2 separate regions of the Mus musculus genome follow, and region 2 is linked to region 1. A link is a loop called in an ENCODE intact Hi-C map of the cell type or tissue named here. Cell type or tissue: heart. All regions are shown on one strand. Each heading gives the region's core, and the rest is flanking DNA. Links, peaks and the distances in the headings are about the cores only.

What was found. Peaks named below come from ENCODE experiments on the same cell type or tissue, not always from the same donor. Only the 100,000 strongest peaks of a DNase experiment are listed, where the experiment ranks them.
Region 2: it touches region 1 in a loop (5-fold over the local background); 1 of 42 quality-filtered maps calls a loop at or near these places.

Annotation. Positions count from the first base shown.
Region 1 is chr16:96,078,420-96,083,796 of GRCm38, forward strand. Brwd1 (bromodomain and WD repeat domain containing 1) reads right to left here and starts at 4,009. Exons shown (of 42, transcript NM_145125.3): 1 at 3,835-4,009; 2 at 3,703-3,761; 3 at 3,559-3,588; 4 at 3,395-3,454. The coding sequence starts at 3,883. In heart, for the core only: no CTCF peak of the experiment used is centred there; DNase peaks (open chromatin) are centred at 3,122, 4,022, 4,422 and 4,992; H3K4me3 peaks cover 2,939 bases; H3K27ac peaks cover 2,576 bases.
Region 2 is chr16:95,988,470-95,993,846 of GRCm38, forward strand. It overlaps Psmg1 (proteasome (prosome, macropain) assembly chaperone 1), which reads right to left and starts at 2,491. Exons shown (of 7, transcript NM_019537.3): 1 at 2,285-2,491; 2 at 1,023-1,129. The coding sequence starts at 2,421. Brwd1 (bromodomain and WD repeat domain containing 1) reads right to left here. Exons shown (of 42, transcript NM_145125.3): 42 at 3,623-5,377. The coding sequence ends at 5,129. In heart, for the core only: CTCF peaks have their summits at 2,247 and 3,226; a DNase peak (open chromatin) is centred at 2,482; H3K4me3 peaks cover 2,037 bases; H3K27ac peaks cover 1,858 bases.

The sequences.
Region 1 (5,377 bases), core at 160-5,159:
CACACAGAAATCTGTGACACAGGCACTCAGGAAGTCCCATTTTGGCTGTGTTAAAAACTGAAACTGGGCTGTACCCCTTGAAAAGAAATGGTCTTTTTATCGCGGCATGGTGGCGTACCCTGTAACCTCATCTTATCAGGGCAGAAGTAGGAATTCAAGGCTAGCCTGAGCTAGGTGAAATTTCTCAACATAAACAACAGTAAGAACTTAAGATATACATAAATGTGTAGAATCTTCTTCAAAATACTCCAGGTAGGACTGGCAAGAGGGCTCAGTGAGTAAAGATGACAACCGTGAAGCCATTAACACCCCAAATTCAATCCCTGAGACCCAATGGTGGAACACCACCCCTTAAACTGCCCTCACCCACTCAAATACCTTCCCCACACACACACACCAAATGTAACTTACACAATATAAATTACAGGGAGGGGAGAGATGGCTCAACAAGTCAAAGCACCAGGACCCACCCTGGAAGAAGAGTCAGCTCTAAACTGTCCTCTGACCACCACATGCCTGCCAGGACGTTCCAGGACTACCACACACACAGCTCCAGCAGTTACAAGAAATACTATATGGAGGGTGCCTAAAACGGATCTCAGTGGGGTCAGAGGACACTGGCTCACAGGAGACACAATGGGTGAGAACCAACACAACTTTCTGACTAACCACTGGGTAACAGGTAACTGGTGCCTGGGTCGGCAGGCCATTCACTTGTGGGAAGATTTCGCTGATGGGAATTAGAATACAATGCCTCAGACGAAAACAGAAACACAGCAAATGGTAAACTGCAATCTGTGAGTATGTGGGGAACAACTCCCACTTTGTGTAGGCTTCAAATAAAACTCATCTAAATACTAAAGAAAGTGAGAGCATCTGAAGTCTAGAAGCTACACGTACATCCTCACCAAAACTATACCAATCCAGGGCCAGCAGACTGCTCAGTGAGGTCCACCTCCACAACCCAGGCCTGCACCCTGTCCTCACCCACCACGGGAAAGGAAAGGGTGAGGAGGAGACGATACCCTAGCAGTGACCAGCCAGGTGACAAGCAGCATGACAGAAGACAGTTCCCTCAGACCTTTCAGCACCAGGGCCCTATCTATCTCTGTGCCTCTAACGTCCCCCCGTCCCCCGCCCCCCCCCCCAGTAGGGCAGCAGTGTCCCAACAGCTTGGCTTTCTTCACTCAAAGGCTGTGCTCTGCATTAACACAAGTGAAACTGTTAGACGTTCCTTAGACCCAGGAGGTAGATAGGAAGGGGGTGTGGCTATAAAGAAGCTGAGCTCTCCTGGGGTTGTAAATCAGAATCAGGTCCCTGTCCCGTAGAAAACGTGTGTGGTTAAACCCTGCCTGTGGGTACAGCACTAGGAGACAGATTGGATTCACATTCCAGCACCTACCCATCCTACAAACCTTTTAAAATTTCATACAGAAGAAAACAGACTTGGCTGGGCATAGTGGCACACGCCTTTAATCCCAGCACTTGGGAGGCAGAGGCAGGTGGATCTATGTTGAATCTGAGGCCAGCCTGGTCTATAAAGCAAGTTCTAGAACAGACAGGGCTACAAAGAGAAACACTGAAAAAAAAAAAAAAAAAGAGGTAGGTGGTGTCAGGGGGAGGGAAAAAACAAACTACTCAGAGGAAACCCTGTCAAAACAAACAAACAAACAAAAAAACAAAAAAGACAAAAGAAAAGGGCATTGCATGCCTGTACATGTGTGCCATGGCTTGAGGGTGGAATGCAGAGGCCCACTTGTGGAAGTAGGATCTCTCCCTCCTCCACTCGGGGTCCCCAGGAGTAAACTCACATCGTTAGGGGTAACAGAAAGTAGTTTTATAGATAAGTCATCTTACCCACCTGAACATTTGCTTCTTAAAAATAACTCTCAAAAGTCAAATTAAACAACAAACCAGCAACCCCGTTTTACTCAGCAACTGCACCTGTCACGGCCAACACCTGGCTGTGGAAAGGACAATGGTAGAGGCTCTAGACCAGTGGTCCTCAGCCTTCCTAACGCCGCGGCCCTGCAGCCCTGCACAGTTCATGTTGGGGTGACCCCCAACCATAGTTATTCTCGTTGCTACTTAACTGTAATTTTACTACTGTTATGAACTGCAATGTCGATATCTGACATGCAACCCCCCCAAAGGGTGGGTCCCGTGGGTTGAGAACCGCTGCTTTAGCACTCCTGCCCTGTTCTGCTGAGCCCTCTAGTTATCCAGTTAACTCCTTAGCCCTGGAAAACAAGGTATAGAGAATGAACTGCCCACATGCATGACTGACGCCCTGGCTGACTTTTTGTTCACTACTGGTCTTGGACACATGGTGAAGTCAGTGAGCTCTCCTGTAATCCCGACCCAGCAGAGGATGAGTGAAGCAGGACTGCAAGTCCAAGCCAAACGGGGCTGTGCAGCCAAACATCAACAGCACACACTCATCTCAACCTTCTGTAACCAATATGCTCAGTGTGAGTCTTTTATCTTAAAATTGTCGAAGATATTCTCCTGCAACATTTGTGCTTCGTTAACGATAAACACCCAAAGCCTCTGTTACCTGGATAAAACTCAACTATACACAAGAACCTCTAAGCAAGTAGGGAAAATAAGGCAAAGGAAAATAAATGTAATCCGCAAGTTACCACTCCTCGGAAATGTTAAGACAGGCACACACAACTGCTTCTGAGAGCTTAGTCCGAGCTCTCAGAAGCAGGAAATGAATTCAAGGCCAGCCTGGCCTACCCGAGTTCAAGGCAAGACAGTGGTACGTAATGACACCCTGTCTCAAAAAATAAATACACCGACTGACGGATGTCAACTTAAAGCCTGAACCGCTACATACAGCAAGATCAAGTGTGAGCCAACTTTCTAAAGGCAGTCAACACACAGTGCACGGGTCGGGGAAGCAGGGGTGCCGCACTGACATATTCACCACGGAGAACTCTGTGCGATCCTACAGAGGAAGGGAGTACAGTACAGGAAGGGGCCATTTCTCCACCTTGGGAGACTAAGGACTCTCTCTCTATTCCTGGGGAACAAGAGGTCTGAAAGTCTGGGCGGGGCAGAGAAAGGAGAGACCAATGAGAGCTCGAGTTACAAATCGGGAAGGGAGAGAGATGAGAGCGCCCCTCTCAGTGGCTGGCGGCCGCACCTGGAGCCCCAGCCCGGCCGCGAGCCAGGGGCGCCCCCGCCTGCGCCCGGCACCGCCCCCAAAACCATTTTCTGCCAAATCCCGCCCCCCACCCCGCCACCGCGAGCCCTCGGGGGTCGGGCCCGTCGCCCCGGGACGCCGGACCACCAGAGACCACCCCCGGGCGCGGCCCCGCGGCGCCCGCAGGGGAGCAGAGACCCGGCTGGGGGGCGCGGGCGCGCGGAGGACGCGGGAGCTGCTCACCAATTCCTCGTAGCTCCTGTTGTGCTCGTTGCCCTCCCAGTCCAACCTCTTCGGCAACAGCTGGAATGAGACACGAAAGGCGTCCGGGTGACCACCGCGGCCGGGAGGCCGGGCGGGACCGGGACGCGGGGGCGGGGACGGGGACGCGGGGGCGGCGGACCGACCTGGTACTGCTCCAGCTCCTGCACCAGCACCTGCGGCAGAGAAGACGCGCGGTCAGACCCCGTCAGCTGCCCCGCTCACCCCCGGTTCGTTCGCCCCCGGTTCGCTCGCTCGCCCGCCCGCCCGCTCGCCCAGCCGGCACTCACCTGCGCCGCTCGGCGACACGGGCCAGCTGAGAGGTAGCGGGCGATGAGAAAGTACAGCTCTGCGGGGAGAAGACAGGGACGGTCAGCGGCGGCTGCGCGACACCGGGCAGGGGACGCGCGGCCGTGTCTTACCCGACTCGATGAGAGGCACCGGACGTCGGGCCGGCGAAGGCTCCGCCATGGCGGGGCGCCGGGCGGGAGCGAGCGGACCAGCGAACAAGTGGAGCGCGTAGGCCGCGCCGAGGCCTGACCGGGCCGGCGTACCCCCAGCTCCTCAGGCGCGCGCCGCCGCCGCCATGCCGTGCGCGCCGCGCACCGACGCGTCCGCGGCAGGAAGTCGCGCGGGACCGAGGGGCGGGGAGCGAAGTAGTCCCCCCGCGGGGAGCCGGCGGCGTGGCACGACGCGGATGTGGCTCCTTGGCTGGGAGGCGGGCCTCGCCTCGGCGTCCTGTGCGTCGGGGGCGTGAAGCGCAAAAGGGGGCGGCGAGCCAGCCGGGGCTGCGTCCGCGGGGCGGGGGGTGGGGGGGCTGGGGCGCGCGTGGCCGGATTCCTGCGCGCGGTGAGGCGGCCGCCGGCCTTTGTGCGGCGGCGGAGGCGGTACGGCGAGCTGGAGTGGAGGGGGCGGGGCGGGGCAGGGCAGGGCGGAGCCTGGGAGGACGGTCACCTGGGCTGGGCCTGAAGACCCTGAGGCTGGGGAGGAGCTCTGCAGGAGGGTGGCTGAACCCAGAGCGGAGGCTGCGACACCACCTTACCCGCTGCCCTCCCGACCTCCCGCCGCCCCGCGTCCCGCGCCCCGCGATGGGTTAAAGATGCCCGGTACGGGTGACGGAATCTGGGAGTCCGCGATGACTTGACGGGAACTCAGAGGGCCCGTGGGAAACGGGCTGCGGCCACAAGTGTCAGTCGTTTTGTTGGAGGGGTGGAAGAGTTACAGAAAAATCCCCCTAATTACCGCTCTAGGCTCCTGACCCAACCGGATCTGTTTCACCACGTCCAGTGTGCGCTGACAAGCTCTGACGTAGAGTGCAGAACAGAACTAAACATGGCCATTGTTAGATTTATCGGGCAGCAGAGAGTCAGAAAAAGAGGCCTGACCTCAAACGACCTCGGCTCTTTATTCCCAAACACCAAAAGACAGTCGTCTTCCAACGGGAAAGCGAGCTCCTGTCGCGGGCTAGGGTGCGGCAAGGGAATTGTTTGTGTCTATAAAGAGTCTAGGGTGGTTCGGCTGTTTCTTTTCCTTAGGCTTAGGACATAGTGCTAGGGTGGCTCCGCATTCTTTTCTTAACCCCTGCGCCCCTGCGAAGGGCTGACCGAGCAAGGTCATTTGTAGGAGTCCTGTCTTGTGACCAAGGCGTTGTACCAGCTAGTCATTCTAGTGCCTGCGTGCGGAGGCAGAACGAGGTGTCCCAGTCGTGCCCGGGCAGTGAACCTTAGACTGGCTCCAACTATCAGGTGTATGATCCTAGGCAAATCACTTAACCTCTGTCTCAATTGGCCTTATCTGTAAATTGTAGCCAACAGTGCGGCTCCTTCCAGAGCTCAAGGATTTTATGAACTAATACGCATTTCCAGCCTCTGAGTTGACTTTCATTAATTACATGGAAAGTACATATGAATATGTAGATGGCCCACCTATTCAGAGTAATCCTAACTCAGCAAACACCAAGTGGTA
Region 2 (5,377 bases), core at 293-5,292, 90 kb before region 1:
TTGTTGATGTTTTGTTTTTTAAGACAAGGTTTCTCTGGGTAGCCTTGGCTGTCCTAGAACTCAACCTGTAGACTAGGCTGGCCTTGAACTCATGAAGTCCACCTGTCCTTCCTCCCATGTGCTGGGATTGAAGGAGTGCACCACCACACCTGGCATAAATTTCTTTTTAAAACATTAAAGACCTTCTAATTGGACCACTTTGGAGCCAACAAAATTTGAGGCTGAGGAGTGAAAAGTCTCCACTCTCCACAAAGAACTACACACAGGGAGTGGACTTGTCCACAGACTCTGCACCAGTCTCACAATGTAAGATTCTTCTAAAAACAATTAGGCAAGCAGACCTTTATATAATGGGCGAGTCTACTGCCTACTTACACAGTCTCTAAGTACTACGGCTCACTTACAGGGCAAGAGCTCCTAACTAGAGTTCTCAAATGATCTCCTCAGAGACTGCAAACCCAGTGAAATTATAAAGATCTCCATGTGTACTGACATACAACACTGATCCAAGTAAACTCACATTACTCTACTTTGAACCTACCAGGTCAATAAGTGCATTCAAAGACCTTAGAACTGAAGTGTTCCAGATGTAAGCAATTACTGCTAGACCTGTGGACACCATAACAAACTGGAAAACAGGGCCTTGAACTGTAATTCTGAAGCTAAGCATATTTCCTTTAAATCTCATTACAAAGATGGAAAGAACAGGCAATCTATCCTACATGAAGTAAAACGACTGTGGCTTTTGAAGACAGGCTTCACGGAGCCCATCTTGGCCTTGGAACTTCTTCATGCTCTCTTCTGCCACTTCCCACCTGCTGAGTGCTCGGATTTCATTGTGCCCAGTTCACATGGTACTGGGATTCAAACCCAAGGTCTTGTGATTGACAGGCAAGCACTCTATCACCTGAGCCACATGCCCAGGACCTGTTGTGAACTTTTTAAAATACGTAAGATACATGCAGAAGGACCTTCGAGTCCATTCTTCCAACGGGACATATACTCCTGACACTGGCACTTACCTGTTGCGTTGCTTCCTACTGCAATTATAAACTTGGAGCAAGGGTGTGTCTCTAGGAGCACAGCCTCCAGAGATGTTTCTGTCTGTCTTCGGAGAAGCCGAACCTCCCTAACAGCAAGAGACAAAAGTGAACAAATATGACTGTGACCACCAGTTCACTGTAAGAGATGGTGATGGGCAGAATGACAGTCAGATTAAGAGATTAAGTGATAGGTGCTATATAGAGCTGGATGTATAAATAGATGGAAGACAGATGAGATCGATGGTAGACATGTTACTTATAGATATTTATATGGGTAGTAGAAAGGTGCTATATTTACATATACATGGATGGATAAATAGGTAGGTGATAGAAGACAGAGATGAGTGGATAGTTGGATGGATAGATGGTGTTAGATAAAATAATCAGTGTCCTTGGTGCCCTTGCAAATGGATAAAACACTTTCTTTTTATGAGTAAAACTACTAACAAACTTCATACTAGCCTGACACACACAATGCCAGCACCCACAAGCCAGACACAATGTAAAAAGACACTAAAAGCATCTCCAACACTCCAGCCCGCAAAATGCTGAATGTGACCAAGACTTCAAACAAACGTTCAAGCATTTAGCTGTGGCAAAAGTAAGCTAAGACTGACCATCAGACAAATCAGGGCTCTCGGGAAGAGTGTGAGAAGTGAGAGGGAGCTGTCAAATGAAACGAACTGCCAAAAGTGTCTGTCGTTGACACAATCACCGGGAAGTGTATTTTAAAAATCTAGGTGAATTTGACTGTGGACTGGTATGATACTGAAAACGTGTTATTAGCAAACGTGGGGTAGGGAAGGTGCTAAGTTGCCAACACAAACATGACGACCCAAGTTCTGATCCGAGAACCCGCCTAAAAGCTCAGAATGGAGGTACTGAAAAAATAGGAGAATCAACAAAGTTTAATTATGTGCATATTTTATGTGTGGGTTTGCTCTAGAGTACAAATAATTGAGACAGCATGCTTAGGAAGACGTGTGGGGAGTCCTAATCGGAAACTCGTAGGGGTGGTGGGAGAGGAAATGAATGTGGTAAAACCTTGACCAAGGAAGGGGCTGGCGTGACCTGACTTCTGTGTCTGAAAGTAGTTTTGAAAGAAATACGGCCGACATGCGGCGTGACCTAAAGTGCACGGTGGAGGGCGAGCATCGCTGGGCTGCCGACGTCCCAGCGTGAACGCAGGGCACCCTGCAGGCCGACACCGCCTGACGCTCGCAGCCTTCCGGGAGCCTGACCTCTTCCGCGCCAGCTGCCGCCGGACCTCCCGGTCCTCCGGCGTGTCCCGCCTGCTCTGCTCCTCCTCCTCTTCTTCCTCCTCAGTCCCAGCTCTGCACGGCGCCTTCACCACCTCGCCAAAGAACGTGGCAGCCATGGTCCCTCAGCTCCGCGCGGCCAGACAGCGCATGCGCGCCGGCCCGCAGTCACGCCCCCTCCAAGCCACGCCCCCACCCCGCCTCCGAGCGAGGATACGCCTTCCGTGGGGGGAGGGGGGAGAACCTAAGAGCTTCCGGTCCGCCGCGAGAAATGTCCCGCGGCGCGCTTCCGTCATCCTGTTAACCGGGGCACGCAGCGCCCGCTCCACACCCGGCGACCCTCCTGCAAGGACCCACCCGTGGAGGAAACCCAGAGCTGCGGGTGAAGCACAGACAGCTCCAGGGTTGATGACTGCAAGCGGATTCAGAGAACATGAGTGAGGCTGCAAGGCTAGGCTTTTTAAAACCTGGCCATATGTAACTCATAGACCGTGTTTTCTACTTTAATGACAGGAAGAATGTGTGTTTCTGGTTTGTGTGCTGGAAGACAAAGAGCTCCACCGAATGCTGCTCCCACGAGAAAAAGGGTAACTGGCACCTCAGTGGGAAATAAAAACACATTCTAGATTTGCTTGTGAGGAAATGGAGACTGCATTGCCCAGGGTAAAATGTTTGGGGATCAGAGGGTCCTTTAAAAATCAAAACTCTTGGAAAGTTGTTTAAAAATCTCTCACAATGTAGAAAAACGATGCTTCAAGTCTACTGGGAGGAAAAAGCATATCAATCTTAACATACATACTCACTGGTTAATAAAAAGCAGATGAATGCCGGGCAGTGGTGACACACACCTTTAATCCCAGCACCCGGGAGGCAGAGGCAGATGGATTTCTGAGTTCAAGGCCATCATGGTCTACAGAGGGAGCTCCAGGACATCCTTTGGCTACACAGAGAAACCCTGTCTAGAAAAACCAAAGAAATAAATAAAAAGCAGATGTATACCAACTAGAACACTTTGTGTGTAACTATAGCACACACACAAGATTCTCAGTGTGGTGTCTTTAAGACTCAGATTCCAGGGTTAGTAGAAGCGAGCTGAAGAGCAGATGTCCCTGGCTGTCTCTTTGCTGGTTTCTTAAGCGGATACTTTGCTGATAAAGATACTCGATTTGATTTCTCACTCACACATGAAAAAAGCACCAACAGAAATCTGAAGCGTGTTGGTAAATCATAGGGAAGTGGTGGCTTGTCGGCACACATTTGCAGGAGGGATTTTACTACAGTGTTACTCCATTCAGTCACAATAAAGAGACCAAACACTTTAAAGGGTAAATAAAAATATGTTCCAATTAAAGGCCAGAAAGGGATTCCATTATAAAAGGCTGGACAGGATCAGACAGCAAGATGTAACTTCAGATCTTCAATTCACACTGCCAAAATTCACAGGTCTTCATTAGACTGATATATTTTCATTTCATGGCATTTCTTGAGGATATAATTGCTCAATAAGTAATTCTATGACATTTGGGATTGGACATTTAAATTTTTCATTAAAGCTCAAAATAAATAAATAAATAAACCAAACCCATGCACCAAAGAGGAGGAAGGGAACTCTTCCTGTGCTTGTAGCAAGATGCTGAAGATTTCAGAGTGAGTTACAAAAAGACACACACTATGTTAGAATTCTGAGTTGTGTTTTTGTTTTAAGCAGGCATGCAACCACAAACAAGTTTCTCAAGTAATCTGGACACTTTGGCCATACATATAACTGAAAAAAATGTGCATTACTGTTAATGAAAAATACACACCCCTAGGTTCCATTGTTTTTTTGATTTATACATGCAAGTTATGCCTAATAGTCACAGCTATTTTTAATTGGAAAAACAAACTGTTGAAGACAAGTTTCTCCAGTAACATGATAAAAAGACTTGACAGTACATTCACAGGTCACATCTGGTGACCTTAATGTCAACAAATAGCCATGAACAACGAACTAAAGTCCACATCCTCTGTAGGCAAAACATTTGTAGCACAACGACCAGAGGCCAGACTCCCCGACACTTGGCTTGTTAGTGAGCCTGAAATGAACCTGCAGTGTCACATTCTAACTTCTAAGGAACAGCAGAGAAACGTAAGAAATAGGATCCAACTGCATCACCTTAAGCGATGAGTGCATCTTGTTCTAATTTCTGACCACAAGTCTGGCCTTTACATCTTTGCTGCTACATAGAAGAAATAAAGTGTAATAGTCACATTGAGAACTTTCTTAGAAAGATACATTCCCTGAATTACTCATACCAGGTAGCTATCATTCAGTATGAATTCCAATGTTATAAATAAGACATTAATGACAGTCTTTCCCACACTCCTCTTCAGAAGTCAGTAACACCCCAGGATTTACTCTCTCAGTTCCCAGGGATGTGCACTACATAAATCAGACCCAGTTAAAATTCAGCAGTCACATGGGCTTACTGCTCCCTCCTTTGGAAATGGCCTAGTTTTCAGTCTGTGAGGGCAAACCATTGAAATTAGCATTGTTTCCCCATATATCCCACATGCTTTTATTTCTCTAGAGGACCAAGCTGCGTCAAGCCTTTGCTTTACATTCAGTGGGTCCTTCTGCTTTCTCACCTGACAACACAATCCACATCTCCTACCTCCTTGGAACACCCTATGCTGTGCTGTGTAGAGCTAACTGGAAGCCATCATCCCACTTTGACCCAGAGTAATGGCTTTCACAAAATTGTTCAAAAGGTGCTGGGACGGCTTATGGTTGGGAGCGGACTTCAGGGCAGGCATTGGAGCTGCTGACAATTCCCGGTAACCTTTCTACCTCGGAGTAGGCTGGGCTTTTTCCTTCCGGGATCTGAACCGCCTAAGATATAGCTCCTTTTCGTTCTCTGAATGTATGGGTGCATCATCCTCTTTATAAACACTCAGTAACTTTTTCTTAGCTGCAGCAGAGGCTTGTCGATAGGGCAGTTTTCTGCTGATCGTCCTAATGCCGACATTCTCTGGTCCTGAGACCACTTCTTTTAGATTACACATCATCTTTATTTTATTTGCAGCAACGGTAGC